Linked DNA regions of Mus musculus: region 2 is linked to region 1. The links are chromatin contacts, found by Hi-C or POLR2A ChIA-PET in ENCODE. All regions are on one chromosome and are shown on one strand. The core of a region is the stretch at or near the end of the contact, and the rest is flanking DNA. Distances in the headings are between cores, read along the strand shown. Region 1 has its middle 42 kb from the start of Hoxb1. Region 2 holds the start of Hoxb3 (homeobox B3).

Region 1 (7,594 bases), core at 2,341-4,840:
ACATTCTCTGGCCGGAAGCACAGACTGTGGGAAAAGTCAAGGATGCTGACTGAGCCCAGTTTGAAGGCAGGGGTCAGCGGGAAGAGGTTGCTTGATGACAGTCATTTCTGTTCCTCTGTAAACGCTGGCCAGAGTTTGAGGTTTTCTCTGAGGTTGTTGACAATGGAAAAAAAACCCCGAAGTGAACCAGACAGGGATTTTAGAACATCTTAAAGGAACACATGAGCGCTGAACAGGAAATGCCTTGGTTTCTTTGCTTGCTTCCCCAAGAGAGCAGAAATGAAGCAAAGCTCTGAGAGGAGGGTTGAATTATTATTATGTTGCTGCAAGAAGTTTTCTGAAGATTCGGGCTATGAAGATGGATCCCATTAGTAAATCTGACAGCTATTCCATGCCTCTCTGCATTTTAGCATCTCACACCAAAGCATAAATGAGAGGAGTACACTATCTTTTAGAAGGAAACTATCAATCCTTACGCTCTCCAAACAGCTACAGATTTCCCCCCCCTCCCTACCTGGGTAGGGCTGTGTAGCCTGATCCCACAAATTCTCATCCAGCCTTTGTGCCTGGTGAAATCTGGAGCCCTCGGGCAGAATCCTGTAGTTTCTGCCACCTCTGTGTTCGCCAGCTCCTAAGCTGCAGAGTGAGTCGCACATGCAGCAAGATGCAAGGAGGCCTTTGATCATAAGAAGGGTGGAAAGACTTGGTTCATCCTCATCCAACTTCTTTAGAAGCCATGCAGTGACTCACGGTGTCTGTTTTCTTAATGATCTTGGGAGGCGGGACTCAGCAAACATGAAATGGGTGGAAAAAAGCCCTCCATATGTGGTTACTCCGCTCAGCTTGTTTTAGAACAAGAATGGTTCCCCTCCAGGAATGGTACGTACAGCCTTGGGATGTTCTAAGAGCAAGAGCAAAAGGAAAGATGGTGCCTATGGGCACACATGTATATTTCTGGCTTCAAGGGGCTGTTTTTGAGAAGGTACACCCCTTATTCCTACGTCCTTTAATTTAGATGGTCTGCCTCATAGCATTGTGGGATTAGGGTTTTTCTCCAGCGCTTCTGTTCGCTGGTGCATTTCTTTGTCCAACGTGTAGAGAACGGTGCACTGTGGGAGCACTCCAACCACCTCTTCCAGGACACTGCGGTGTGCCCTTTGCAGATTCTGTCCCTGAGCTCCCAGCACTTGATTTCATTTGCCTGCTTTGTTTTCATGTGTGTCTCTTTAAAAGACAAGAAACACCTCCAGGGAAAGATTTGTAACCAGAATTCACTTTCGTCTTAAGCATCTAACCAGCACATTCCACACACATTGAGTAAATGGAATAATCAGAAGGAGCAAGAAGACAAAGACAAGTCAGTCAGAGGGATCCAGGCCCTGCAAACCAAAGCCAAAGCCAAAGCCAAGCTCCACCTCCAAACCCTGAGCAGAGCCGTATTCTTCAGCATAGCCTGAGCCTGCGAGAGAAGTCTAAAGTGATCCTGGCTTTGAAGACTTGACCTTGTCAGTATTGACGTTGCTACCTCTCACTGTCACTGCTGTGCTGTTAATAATGTCACAAAGAAATTTGTCAGGGCTGAGGACAGCTGATAACATGCCATCGTTTTGAGTACGACATAAGTCATCTCTCCATGATAGAGCATCGTTTAGGGACAAGTGCAACAATACATTTTCTACATTCGATTTGTGAAACCATTAACACACTGCTCGGTGTTCAAATTTCATATCCCTTTTTCTTTTCCTGTATGTGTGTTGCATGCATTTGTGTGTGTGTGTGTGTGTGTATATATATATATATATATATATATATATATATATATATATGTATATGTTTGTGTGTATATGTGTGTCTGTGCATGTAGGTCAGAGGTCATACCGGGCATCCTCATCTGCTGTTCTCCACCTTTGTTTTTTGAGACTGGGTCTCTCACTTAATTTGGAGGCCATCAACTTGACTAGGCTGGTTGGGCAGGAAACCAGGAGACATCCTCCTGTCTTCACCCCCCCCCAGCCCCTCCAGTGCTGGGGTACAGATGCTGTTCGCGGTGTCTGGCTTTCTGTGGTGCTGAGATTCTGAACTCAAGTCCTCATGCTTGCCCTGTAGGCACTTTGTCCACTAAGCTATCTGGCCAGCCTGGACAAGCATTTAAAAACAAACTGCTTTGTTGGGGGTGTCCTTGACATACAAAAAGCTTTAGGCACTTAATGTATATACAGTTTGATGAGTCTGGAGCTAAGTATTCACCTGGGAGATCATAACTACAATCGACACCATAAACACAGCCACATCTCCAAAACACTATATGCCTTCTAGGGCACTACTTAGAGTAGATTGGCACCAGCGAGACTCTTCTAGAAAGTAGGCTGCCTTCTCTTCTGCATCCTAGACCACAGAATCCAGTTAGGTATCCCTCTGCTGGTTACAAACTCACAATCCTTTCCCTTAGGTTTTCCCAGGGCTGGGATAACAGACCTGAGTGGCCATACCTGGCATCGGCCCTCCCCGCCCTGACCCCCATTTTGAAGAAGAGAAACCGAAGACCAGAGTCAGAGCAAACACACATTCCCACTGTGAGAAGAGCTAAGATTTGAACGAAGGTCTCCTAATTCATAGTCAAACACTTAGAAACCACACCATTGCTCCTGAGGTCTATTCTGGACCCTTTAGCCACAGCTCGGATGGGAAACAGTCTGCCCGCAAAGGTGCCTGATCCAGAGTTCGCTATTCTGCTAGGGTAATGCCTCTGCATTCTGTCTGTCTTGCAAGCTTCAAGTCTAAGCCTCGTCTCACTTCTTGGACTGTTTCAGGCCTAGGTAGGAGAGATGGGTTGCCCTTTGATTCTTCGCTCTTTCAGATGGCTAAGGAGTTCCAAACTCCCTCTGAGAAGCGCTACCACAGAATATGCTTTCCAATGGGAAAAGACATGGGCTCTTCCACCCCAGCCCCAGGAGACACGCCGACAGGCATAGGAGGGGAAAGGACAGTTCCTTGTACTATAAATATTTCTCCAGCGTCTCCCGTAAATCTCCAGCTGTGTCAGTGAGGCAAGGGGAAGAGTTAGAGCCGATTAGAGACCATATTCTCCCAGAGGAGGGCAGGCCTGCCCGTCAACCCATCCCCAATGGGCCTAGGGACCACCTCGGGAGGAAGCTATTCCTGACAGCTTTCCAGGCAGCTCCTGGGCACTGATTCCGGGGCGCCGAGATCTTAGAGAAGGACAGACACTACGTTCCCCTTTACCCCCTGCCCTTTGTGGCGCGGACTCCTGGGTCGTCCAGACTATGCCCTCTTCCGAGGTGAATGGGGGGACCGGCAGGGCACAGAGGGAGAACTGAGACGTGACACAAGCAAACTGCCCGGGCCGGTGGGTGATTTATGAAGTGCTGAAAAGCATCTTCGAAGCTGTCATTTATCTTGCAGCTCTCAGCCTAAATAAACACAGAATCCGCCTAATTATAGTTACAGTAGAAACACAACACCGAACCACCTCGCCGTCACTGCCAGCTCCTCTCCTGCGTGGCTCCGCCACTGGCGTGGACCCCACATCAGCCCACAGCTGCACCCTAGCGGCCGCCGCCGCTGTGCGCCAAAAGCTCCAGGTTCCCAGCCACCGGCTTTGGCTCTGATTCTTGCCAGACTCTCCCCTTTCCTCGCCCCTGTCCCTTGCCAATTCCGTGCTATGTGGCTGCAGCAGGATGGAGGGACTCTAGGCCTGGATTCTCTTTCCCTGACCTCCTTGGAGTTTTCTTGGGTTGTGGGAACCTGGCCTGGCCCAGGGTCTTCTTCACGGACAAATAAACTCTCTCCTTGTGGTTGATCTGGAAAGAAGTTCCGGGTGTCACTTATGGTAGAGAAAAAGACACCCTTTCGTTGCTTGGTGATTTTGTGGAAGTCTCCTCCAGCTTTATGTTCGGTCCTCCCTTTCGCTAGTCTTGTTACTGGGTTTGAATTTGGAACTCCCCCCCCCCCTTTGGTGTATTGGAGGCCTCTTGCCTGGAGATTCACTTCTATGCTGTTCTTCAGAGCAAAGTGGTAAATGCTTAAAAAAGAACTTGGACAATGATGGTCTAGGGCGGTTCTGAATGAAATGTTTATCCACTTAGTCACATGCTCCAATTCAGTCCTTGTACTGGAGAGGCGGGGTGGGGGAGGGGAGATGGGGCAAGGACTCTGTGTGTGTGTGTGTGTGTGTGTGTGTGTGTGTGTGAGAGAGAGAGAGAGAGAGAGAGAGAGAGAGAGAGAGACAGTAAAAGAACCTACTAGTTTTTAATACCCAGAAAAAAACCCAGTCCCCTCAAACTCTGCAACCCCCCCCCCCCAAAAAAAAAACGCTTTCTGCAAAATGAGGATTCTAGAGCCCAAGGCTCTGCATCATCGGACAGCTCATGACGTCATCCTCAGAGTGTTAACTTACACATGTGGGCATATACATTACGCGGGGCGGATAACTCACTCCTAATTTACTGCTGTCTTCTTCTCCGTGTGGAGGATCTTGTTCCTGTCGACAAATTTGGGGATCTAATAACAAAGTAGCGGAAGGATTCATCAGGGCAGGTGTAATCTGAGCTGGCCCCTGGAGGATGTGGGCTGCAGAGACGGGTATAAATAATTATTACCACCCACAAGTTGAGTGGGAACACAGGGAAGGCCTTGAGGAAAGAGAAAGCAGGCCCCGGAGAGGAAGCACAACTCCTGGGAACTCTTGTAGTGTGGGACCCGGAACCCAGGCCTTTACCATGCCAGGGAAACCCTCTACAGTTAATTAAGCCCCACCCTGAAATCCATTTTAAATCCTTGTTTTGGTTACCCCCAAATGAGAAGGTTAGGACGAACTCCCCTCTCCTCTTTCAAGGAAACTACAGCAGTCAAAGCAATGGCCCCATCTGACTGTCCAGGGGTTTGAGCATCTTAACATGAGTTTTGACTTGACTTCCTCTTGGTCTGTGGGTCCTTCCCCTCTTGAAAGAGCAGAATTTCCCCTCCTCAAAAATCTAGACCATTCTCTTAAACCACTCTAAGAATGGCTGGGCTTTCCCTGGGTCCTCAGAGGAGTGTAAGAAAGGAGAGATCCATTTTTTTTTTTTTTTTACCAGTTACGCTACTGCTTATCCATTAAAGTAAGATAAAAATACCTGTTCCCTGCCCAGTTCCCAGAACACCAATTCAAATGAATGAGGATGTAAAAGCTCACGGAAAGAAAATCTCTCCCCAGGTAGTTCCAGATGAAAGAACAGCTCCTTAGCACTTCCAGTGAGTTAGACAATGAGGGCTCTCCTTAGAGCTGGCTGGAGTAATCTCTGCATTTTTTTAAAAATTCCTTTTAAGTAAGAAGGAGGCCTCACTGCTCAGTATGGTTGAGTGACTTTCCTGAAGACACACAGTAAATCACTCTCGAAGATTTGATTCTTTGTCTAATCACCAATAAGTTCTAAGAATATCTGGTGTGCATTATTAACCCTTGGGAGACTAAAATAGGACAAAAGCACACTTGAAAATAACCTATGTAGGGCTGGGGAGATGGCACAGTGAGTAAAGCATGTCTCATGCAAGTGCAAGGACATGAGTTCAAATCCCCAGAGTCCAGGTAAAGTTGAGTATGGTAGCTTGGAGAGTCTGTAATTCTAGTGCTTCTATAGGGAGTAGGGAAGGGTAGGAGGATAAAATGTCTGGCTAGCTTGGCATAGTCACAGGGGAAAAAAAAAGGTCCTGTCTCAAGCAAGGAAGGTGAGGACTCACTAGTGCTTGAGATTCTCTGGCTTCCACTAGAAGAGGTGAAGGAAGACGGGGAGGAGGAGGAAGAGAAGAGAGGCCTACAGGTCAATAAGAAGATTTTTAAAATAGATGTTTTAATAGAAAGGGAAGGGGCTGGAGAGATGGCACAGCGGTTAAGAGCACTAGTGGCTCTTCCACAGGATCTGGGTTCAATTCCCAGCACCCACAGGGCAGATTACAACCATCTGTAACTGTAGTTCCCGGGGAACCAACACCTTCACACAACACCCCCCATGAAGGCAAAACACCAATAAATAAATTATTTAAACACCAAAGAAAGGAGAGGGAAACTCTCTCGCTGTTCTATTTCGGTGGTTCTGTGGGTCTTTCTGTCTTTCCTGTTTTTCTCTCTCCAGTTTTCTCCCAGTCTTGACTCTTCTTTGTCTTCCTGCTTCATAGAAGTTCAGTCGGCAGGTTTACCCCCAGGATGCCTTGCTTTGTGCTGTTTTGTTTTCTGCCAGTCTTTTCCTGATGGCCTCGGGGTCTCCCTGGCTCCCACTTCCTCAGTGGACCGTGTGTCGGGCTTGATAGCTTATCAGTGCACAACAAGGAGAAATCCAGATAGGGGGCTCGGAAGCCAGCAACCTCAGAGCATCTTGGGAAATAGCCTGTCCCAAAGAAGAGCCTCTTCCCATGTCACCCTCCAGGAAACAGTCACCCATAGACACTTCTGGCCTCTTTCTGCTCTATCTGATCCTACAGTAAGAGAGGACGCTGGGTTAGACCATGTGATCCTGCCTTTTCGTATGCTCAGTGCCAAGAGGGTTCAAGTCCTGGCTTCATCTTTATTATGCTGTGCAACATTAGAGAAGTCGCTTGGTCTCTGGGATTCTCTTCCTTAGCCAGGTAGGATCCATTCAGAGTGAACCGTTTATGTACTTGACCCCAAGTTCAGAGAACTAGCGGATCCTGTCTGAATGGTGGGAACTAATTGCTCTTTCCAGTAACTTCTCACGAGGCATGACCTCATACTTCCTTTTTTTAAAAAAAAGTTACCCCAAGGATCTAACAGGAAGATTTTCTTCAAGGCAGGAATTCACTCACATGGAACCTTCCCTGTTTCCATCCAGAGAGACCCAGGGGGTGCGAATTTGTTACTCATCAACTCTGCACCGATGAACATTCACCTGCTCTACTAGCAAAATCTCTTCTATTCCCACAAGGCACTAAAAGCGGGGACCTTCCTTCTCAAGCTTCAGCCTCAGCCAGTGATTCACAGCTTCCTTTGCCGCCTACCCACCCTAAGAGCAGGGGATGTTTGGTGCTGTCTGGAGACATTTCAATGGTCACAATGGAATGCCAGAGGTAACCAGTGGGTGGAAGCCAGGCATGTTGCTGAAACCCTCTATAGACTCCTTAGGATACACTGAATGGCCTTGGTATCAAAGACTTATCTGGCAGGGAACATTAGTAATGCCATCTTTGAGAAACTGCGATCTAAAAGCTGTCATCAAAAAAGGACCTTAATAATGTTTTGAGGGCTCATAGAAAATGAGGGCACATGGGCTTGCTCTTGCCTTGAAATTTCCCAAACGTTAGGAGAGATCTTAGCAAATACAAGAGACAGGCCTTAACCCCTATACCGAGGACTTTAGGTGCAAAGAGAGTCATACAGAAATGATACGTTAGGTAGGGGGCGTGCCCTGTAATCTCAGCATCTGGGTTTAAGGCCATCCTCAGCTACACAATGAACCCGAGACCAACCTGGGCTACACAAGGCCCTATCTCAAAATAAACACTAGGCTTGGTGGTGCACACCTTTAATTGCAGCATTCAGGAGGCAGATCTCTGAGCTTGAGTCCAGTCTGGTCTACAAAGC
Region 2 (7,594 bases), core at 1,681-4,180, 85 kb before region 1:
CTGGTTCCAGAATCGGCGCATGAAGTGGAAAAAAGACCACAAGTTGCCCAACACCAAGATCCGCTCGGGTGGCACCGCGGGCGCAGCCGGAGGCCCCCCTGGCCGGCCCAACGGAGGCCCCCCTGCGCTCTAGTGCCCCCCAAGCAGGAGTTCGAACATGGGGGGGTGGGGGGAACAGCGAGCACCGAAGGGGGTGCGGGGTATGGGAGGGTCCCCGGGCTTGAGCCCAGAAAAAATCTATCTACCCTACCCTCACTTTATCTATAAGGAATAAACACAGAGAAGGGGGGTAGGGAAGCCTTATTTATAGAAAGGACAATAAGGGAGCCGGGTAAAGTCCTTCGGAGACAAGATTCGAGTCTCTTGCTTTCTTCCTTTAAAAAAAAAAAAGAAAGAAAGAAAGAAGGAAAGAAAGAGAGAGAGAGAAAAGAAAAAGAAGAAAGGAAGGAAGCAAGAAAAGGAGGAAGAAAGGAAAAGACAGAAGAGAAATGGAGGAGTCTGCTGCGCCTGGTTTTCAGCTTTGGTGAAGATGGATCCAGGCTTCATCTTTAATCACGCCAGGCCCGGGCCCATCTGTCTTGTTTACTCTGCCGAGGAGAAGACGGGCGAGCGAGCTTCGGTGGCGACCATTACCTCGACACTTGGCTAACAAATGAGGCCAGGCTCGGCCGCTGCCGCCGCCTCTGCTGCTGTCGCTGCTGGATCACAGCCTGGATTTTTCTTTCTTTGTCCCCTACTCCTGACACCCAGCGAATGCACCCTCAGACTGCCAGATAGCACAGTGTTTTGGCCACGGTAACAAACACACACACATATAACTTTCCTCCCTGTCTGTACCCACTTTGGGGTGGGGGTGGGTGGGAAGACTGCTCACTCCCTTCCACCATAGACTTAGAAGGGGGAACAGAAGGGAATTGAAGGGCAGTCTGCACAACGTGGGTTCCCAAATCCGAGCCCAAGAAATAAATGAAAATGAAAAAAGAAAGGTAGCAATTGGGACACCCAAGAAGGCCTTCTGCTAGAAGGTCCAGCTAGGCCTGGCAGGGTGAGGGGCAGTTGAGTTCTGGGAGCTGGGAATGTCTTCTGGGCAGTTCACAGTAGTAGAGTCAAGGCCTTCTCTTAGGTTACAAATGAATGTGAAATTAGGAAATAAAATACTGTGGCCCTCCTACTCTGGAAGGACAATGTTGCAGAACCCTCTCCCGTTGTTATCATTGTTGCATCGTTTATTATTATTATTATTATTATTATTATTATTATTATTATTATTATTATTATTTTATGTCATGTGTGTCCTCTCTCCTGTTCTCTTTCTGACATTCCAAAACCAGGCCCCTTCCTACCTCTGGGGCTGCCTGAGCCTAGAACCTTTTGTTGGTGTGAAAATTTGTGTCCTGTACAGAGTGACAACAGAAATAAATGTTTGGTTTCTTGTGACCATCACATCGTGGTTTTGTTGGAATGTTGAAGTTAAGGGTGTGAGCAAGTGCGCCCCCCCCCAGTGTGTATGCCAAGCATCCTAGAGGGTATGGCCTCACAATTAAGTTCTCTCTCTCTCTCTCTCTCTCTCTCTCTCTCTCTCTCTCTCTCTCTCTCTCCTTTTAAAACTCCATTAGGAATTTCTTTCTCAGAAGCTTCTGAGTTGTGGAAGCTGGGTTTGTTTTCCCTTTGGGGTGCATGTGTTTTGTTTTAGACTTAAAAAAATTCCCCCATTCAGTCCAAAAATGAATCACAAGGATTGGGAGGGCTGATTCCAGTCCCCAAGGCGTGTGTGTGTGTGTGTGTGTGTGTGTGTGTGTGTAAGTGTGTGTGTGTTTCATTGTAGGACACCAGAGGCTTAAGTAGGGCAAAGTCTTTCATATGGGGATTTATTTGTCATAAGCAAATAAAATGCAGTTAAGCTGTCTCCTTCTAGACAGACGGCTCTTTGGTTATTAAAGTTCGAGAAAGGACTCCACGAGGCCAGCCTCCTTCCTCCCCGCAATGAGAAGGTATCACTTTCCTCTGAGGTGTTTAAGGCTTTAATGAGTCTAATTTTTTGCACAGATGTTTCTGGGTGTTTGCAGGGTTTCTGAGTATTTTTATATTACAAAGGAACTAGCCGGTGCCATAGCTCAAACTCTGACAAGCAAATAGATAATCAAGAAGACAAATGGGCTCTTTTGTGAAGCCCTGCTCCTGTATTAATTTTCATTTTCTTTCTCATAGAAAGTATCGAAAGTAAGGCTGGGGACCAAATAGCTGTCTGTCTCTGAGGTCCCAATAACCCCCTAGAATGGAATGGGGGGGGGGAGTGCAGGTGATCCTCAGAGACCTAGGCCAGGTCTGGGTCACTTTTGTGTACCACAGCCAAGAAGTTCTAAGGCCTGAAGTTCTAAACCTGGCTTCTGTGAGCCTGTCATGGCCCAGGATGCAGCTACGTTGCCTCCAGGAAACTCCACAGTTAAAAGTCATTTCAGTTTTTGTTGTTGTTGTTATTGTTCCATTTCTTTCCAGAAAATAAAGAGCCAACCTCTTGCACATGTTTGATTGTTGTTTATTTTACGTTTCTCTGGTTAGCCTGTAAGGTTAGCAGGAATCTGAGTAGGCCAGAGAACCCATCGGGCCAGTATCCCCAGCGCAGTAGAAATGCCCCTTAGAATGAAACCAGAAGACCAGTTTTTAAAGAGAAAGGAAAGAAGGATGGGAGAGTTGCCTGTAGCCCTGGAGGAGGATGAGAGGGTTAGCTTTGTCTTGGTTGTGGTGTAATGTTCTAGCTAAGGAGATAAGACAACCCTTAGTTGAGGGAAAAATAGTTCTTAAAAACCATAAGGCCTCCCCCCCAGGAATGTCTCTAAAGAATCAAGTCAAAGCTGCTCCTTGGAAGGTATGAATAGAATCTTTAAAAAGAAGGAGAAGAAGAAGAGGAGGAGGAGGCCGAGGACGGACCGAAGATTTCTATAGAGCTTAAAGTTCACAGCCATTCTGTGTAGACAAGAGCTAAGAAAAATGTGAGAATTATACAGAAAACCATTAATCACTTCTTTTCTTTAAATACGTATCCTCTCTCCTTTGTCATTATTCAACAGCAAATCTCCGCAGACCGGCTGTTGGGGGAAAAAAGTGTTAGCCGTCTCTCCGGATCGGCAAGGGGGAAAAATTTTGGAGCCATAAAGTTGAAAACTTTTTTCTCTCAGTTTTGGAAGAAGCCTTCCTTTCGTCATGAACGGGACCAGAGGAGCTCAGGCGAGAGCGGGCAAGAGGCTCAGAGGTAACAAAGCCCTGGCTTGGGCTGGCTTTTTCATTTTTTATTTTTTAATCATTTTATGGGCTCTTTTCACAAGTAAAAGAAAAAGAAAACCTCTCACCTCCTCTTTCTTTTTCAACTATCTTTGTGGGGTTTTATTTTATGGAGGATGCTTGGGCAGGTTTGCTACCTTTTATGATGACTGATGTTTGGGGAGAAAAGGAGAGACGTGGAGACAGAGGAGAGAGAGGCCTGGACACCTGGAGAGTGTTTGAACTGGTCAGGACGGAGGTGTCAGGGCTCCTGAAAAACACCAGAGAGGCTGTTTGTGAGGCTGTTCAGAAGTGTTTCTCTGGTTTTGAAAAATGCAGACAGGGAGAGCTTCTGTGTGTGTGTGTGTGTGTGTGTGTGTGTGTGTGTGTGTGTGTGTGCCTGTGTCCTGGGACTCCTGATTGTCTACACTGTTTACCAGTGAGATGTTGTCATTGAAGTCTCCTTTAAAAAAAAAAAAAGGAATCCAGTTCTTGACGGAGTCTCCTATCCTTGGAACTGATAGAAGTGGAATTGGTTGGGTTTTCTTCTTGTATCTAGTTTGGGATTCTAGATAAATCTTTACTCATTGAAAAAGAAACTGCTCAGGACCAGGTGCAGCAGAAATTCTCTTTTGTTCTACCCCCCACCCAATCCCATGCACCCCACACTCCAGGCCTCCTGGAGTCTCCCGTGTTCAGTTTCTTTTCTTTTTGCTTCTGGGTTGGGGGCTCTGTTCTTCCTCTGGGGGCCTTACTTCTCAGGCTGGGGAATTGGTGGACTCTGCATTAGACCTGAATGTGCTGTCCCCTTTTCCCTGAGGCCTCACTGAGAGAGAGTTTGGAGGCGGGAGGATGGCAGGAGGAAGAGTTCATGGAGAGGCCACGTTTTCTAGGCGATTAGCTTGGTATTAGAACCACAAAATGACCTCGGAAGCCCCTTGACCTCTCTGAGACTGGACATTGTGCTAGCTCTTGCTTCCTGCCCCAGAGGGAAAGTCACACCTCTTCAGGGTTCCTAGCTTCTTTATTCCCACTGTGGTCCCCAAATGCTTTGCTAGCTCAGAATTTATGTATCATTTTTCTATTGTTGTGGATTGGGAAGAAAGGTAGAGTTTTGTTTGTTTTGTTTTGTCTTTTTAAGTTAGCCCAGAAGTCCTGTGGGTAGGGAGTACTGGTGCTGATCTGTCTATATAAAGCTCCTTCCCTAGGTTTGGCTTCAGCCCCAGCCCCATCCCAACTCCATTTGCTTCTCTCTCTCTCTCTCTCTCTCTCTCTCTCTCTCTCTCTCTCTCTCTTTCTCTCTCTCCCTCTCTGTCTCTCCCTCTCTCTCTCTCTCTCCCCACCCCTCTGCCTCCTTTAAAGCGAGCTGAGGGAAGGAGAACTAAAGAATACAATACTGAGAGGTCAGACAGTCACCAGTCACAGATCAGAGGAATAAATTCCTGAGCTGGAGAGAAAGGCTTTCCACCATGGACACTATCTTGGAGATATTTCTTCATATTCTCTCCCCCCCCCCTCAACTATTTTCTGAAGTTCCTTTGTTTAGGGAGCTGTTTTTATAAACACCTTTATCTCCCGTACCCCAATCTTCCTTTTCTAAGTTCTTGTGTACCTCAATAAGCAGTAGAGTAAGAGAGCTGAAAGGAGGACCTCTCGCACGTTGCTCTGCGCGCGTTTTCCCTGCTAACCAAAGTTGGTAGAAACTTTTCAAGTCAAGAGATAAGTGGAAGACTTGCTAAAGGGGGGAAGCTGGAGTGAAGACCCCTTTTCTGTGACTGGCGCTCTATCTTCTGCATTCAATATCCTCAGTAGCAGCACACGTGGAAGGAAGGAGAGGGAAGGGAGGAGAAGCCTTTTCTTTCTAGTTGGGAAGAGGAACTGCTCTCCTTAAGAAAGGAAGAGGCTGTGCTTTGCTGGAGTGCGTGTGAGGCCTTCCTTGCTCACACTGTATAAATCTTTTCTGTAATTTGGGGAGTCTTGTCTCAGACAAGAAATAACAGGAGCCATTGGCTTTTTCTTTGTCCCCGGGTGGCATAAATGGAGGGACTGGGGTGGGGTGGGGGGTTCAGGAAGGGGTGGTCAGAGAGGCAAACTGGGACACTTTGATATTGTTGATAATGGCCAACTACTGCCCGTAAAGATACATAACGAACGGGCCGATTGTCCATCGCGGGGACCCTCTCTAGGTCCAAGTGACAAAGACCTAGTCACGTAGAACTTTTATAAGCTGTTTTGTGCGGTTAAAAAATCCCTGAGAATTAGGGGTTCACCAAAAGGAAGAAGGGTGACAATAGAAGGGAAAAGCTGGGGTCCCCCCAAACGTGTTCTTTCGCCTAGTCTCACCGCGGCGGAAGATCCTCCCCCCCTTTTCTCATTTCCAGACCTGAACCATTTTGGAGCTGGCGGCTGCCTGGGCTCTCCTTCCACATCTCTCGTGGCCACCCCCGAGTGAGGTCTTCCAATCTTTTGACCTCTCCCCCAGTTCCCTGGGCCCTTTGCACTCCCTCTCTTCTGTTGCTTGCCCGCCACCCTGGGCCGGAGGCTGCTTAGTCCCACTAGGGTCCTGGAGTCAGCCTGGTGGGTCTCCCTGGGAAGTGGTGAGACTACGGAGCGGTTTTGATTGGAAAACTGAGTTGGGAAGTTTCCCAGCGTGAGTTGAGCGCTGACGGATTTGTGATCGGCCATAAAACTGGAGCGTTCGGATTCGTAAATCAATCTCGCTTTCCTCAGTCTAAATGTTCGCTTTATCCGCAGCAAGAAAGCGCTCAGTTCGCGCTCAGGCGCTTGTTTATTTGAACATGGACATTTCCCAGGATCCGAAAAGAGTGTGCGTACTTTAGCAGAACCTGCCTGGCCTCTCCTTTCTGTAGCAGGGCTCTCCTTTTTCTTGTCCTTAAAAAATAATTTCATCGTTTTAAGGATTGCTATCTTCAGTTTTAAAGATTGCCATTTCTTCGTGATCTCTCTCTCTCTCTCTCTCTCTCTCTCTCTCTCCCCTTTCCTCTTCTCTCCTCTCCCTGCCCCTCCCCCCTTTCCCTCCATTTACCCCCACCTTGTTCGTCTTTGAAGGACAATTTTCCTTTTAATGGATTTGTAGCTAGGGACCTTGTAGACTGTGGCCTCGCAGGAGCCTGGAGCAGGCCTTCATCCTCATCAGGCTGAATTCAATACTAGTCTGTGTTCTGGATCTGGACAATCAAAGCTGACCACCCCCCCCCCCTACAGAGTCTGGGCCCCGCCGGCGCCCCCTCCCCGTGGGGCAGGGGCAGGCTTCCAGCACTTTCCGCAGGGGTCCTGCTGCCTCGAAACCTCCGAGGCACACGTAGGGAGGCTGTTTCTTTGGGGTGTGGTACAAGAAGAGGTCCTTAACCTTCATTGAGTCGCTTTTGGTTCAGACCCTTCTAAACAAACCAGAGGAGGCCCTTCTCCTCATTCCCCGGCTCCCCTACCCTATTGGCTTTATTCTTCTCCATTACACGGATGCCCTGTCGGCCTGGTCGCAGCTACCCCAGAGCTGCTGAGGTAGATAAGACTGGGAATGTGCAACGCGGGGCTTCTTAGGAATGCCTTTCTACTTCCCTTTGTATCCTCCCTCCCATCCCCCTGCCCCAGCTATGGACTAAGATTCATACTTATAACTTGTGGAGTTTGGGGTTTGTTTAGCTATGTTTATTCTTGAAAGGAAAGAGTCCGTATACCCCTCCCCCTCAGTCCACCTCCCGGCTTAGGGCATGGATTTCTCCTATCCTAATGTTTAACACTTTTGACACGTATCACCCCCATCTTTTCCTCATTGATCAGTCTCCATTGTCTGCTGATTGGAAGCTTAGGACACTAACACCTGGAAATATAGACCGCAGGCTGCCAGGCAGGCTTCAAGGCTTCTCTATCCGTTCTTGTCAGCTCTTGTTTCACCACTTCAGGTACCGTCATTGGTGGTTTTCAAAGACTGGGATGGGATGGGCATAGGTAGAGTCCCGCTATCCACTTCTTTTGTATGGAATCTTTGGTCCCTAGGTCTTTGTCTCTGGAGCTTATTATCAAATCAGTAGCAGCATTTGGCTCCTTAGGAGAGTAACAATGCTAAGGGGAAAAGTCCCCCTCCTGATTATTCTCAATCCTGGGAGATCCAGTCATCCCTTCACTATGTTTGCCCCTGACCTTTCAAAGGCACAACACAAAAGATCAGAAAGTGAATTAAAGCAGGAAGAAGTCCCACTCTTGATATGTACAAGGTAGCAAGGACTTGCATGGAGTCTTCCTTTCCCTGTCTGCTTCCCTTAGATACACTGTTGATGAGTTTGAAGGGAGTGGGGTCCTGCTAAAATAAATACCC

Evidence for each region. A loop is a pair of places that touch in the nucleus more often than their neighbours do. ChIA-PET counts read pairs that join two places held with the same protein, here RNA polymerase II (POLR2A).
Region 2: POLR2A ChIA-PET joins it to region 1 with 15 read pairs in Patski. The contact joins the promoter of Hoxb3 here to the enhancer-like site in region 1. A Hi-C loop is called at or near these places in 5 of 37 maps with a recorded cell type or tissue (heart and mouse trophoblast stem cell). POLR2A ChIA-PET finds 5 or more read pairs at or near these places in 1 of 5 experiments (Patski).

What each region holds. Positions count from the first base shown.
Region 1 is chr11:96,404,337-96,411,930 of GRCm38, forward strand. No RefSeq gene overlaps it. Among named protein-coding and RNA genes, the nearest start is that of Hoxb1, 42 kb to the left of the region's middle. Within about 2 kb of position 3,591, at least 2 of the 3 ENCODE cell types and tissues checked have a DNase peak (open chromatin) inside an H3K27ac peak, as active enhancers do; they include heart, where a contact is called at or near this core.
Region 2 is chr11:96,320,196-96,327,789 of GRCm38, forward strand. Hoxb3 (homeobox B3) reads left to right here and starts at 2,931. Exons shown (of 4, transcript NM_001079869.1): 1 at 2,931-3,250. Hoxb4 (homeobox B4) reads left to right here. Exons shown (of 2, transcript NM_010459.7): 2 at 1-1,443. The coding sequence ends at 133.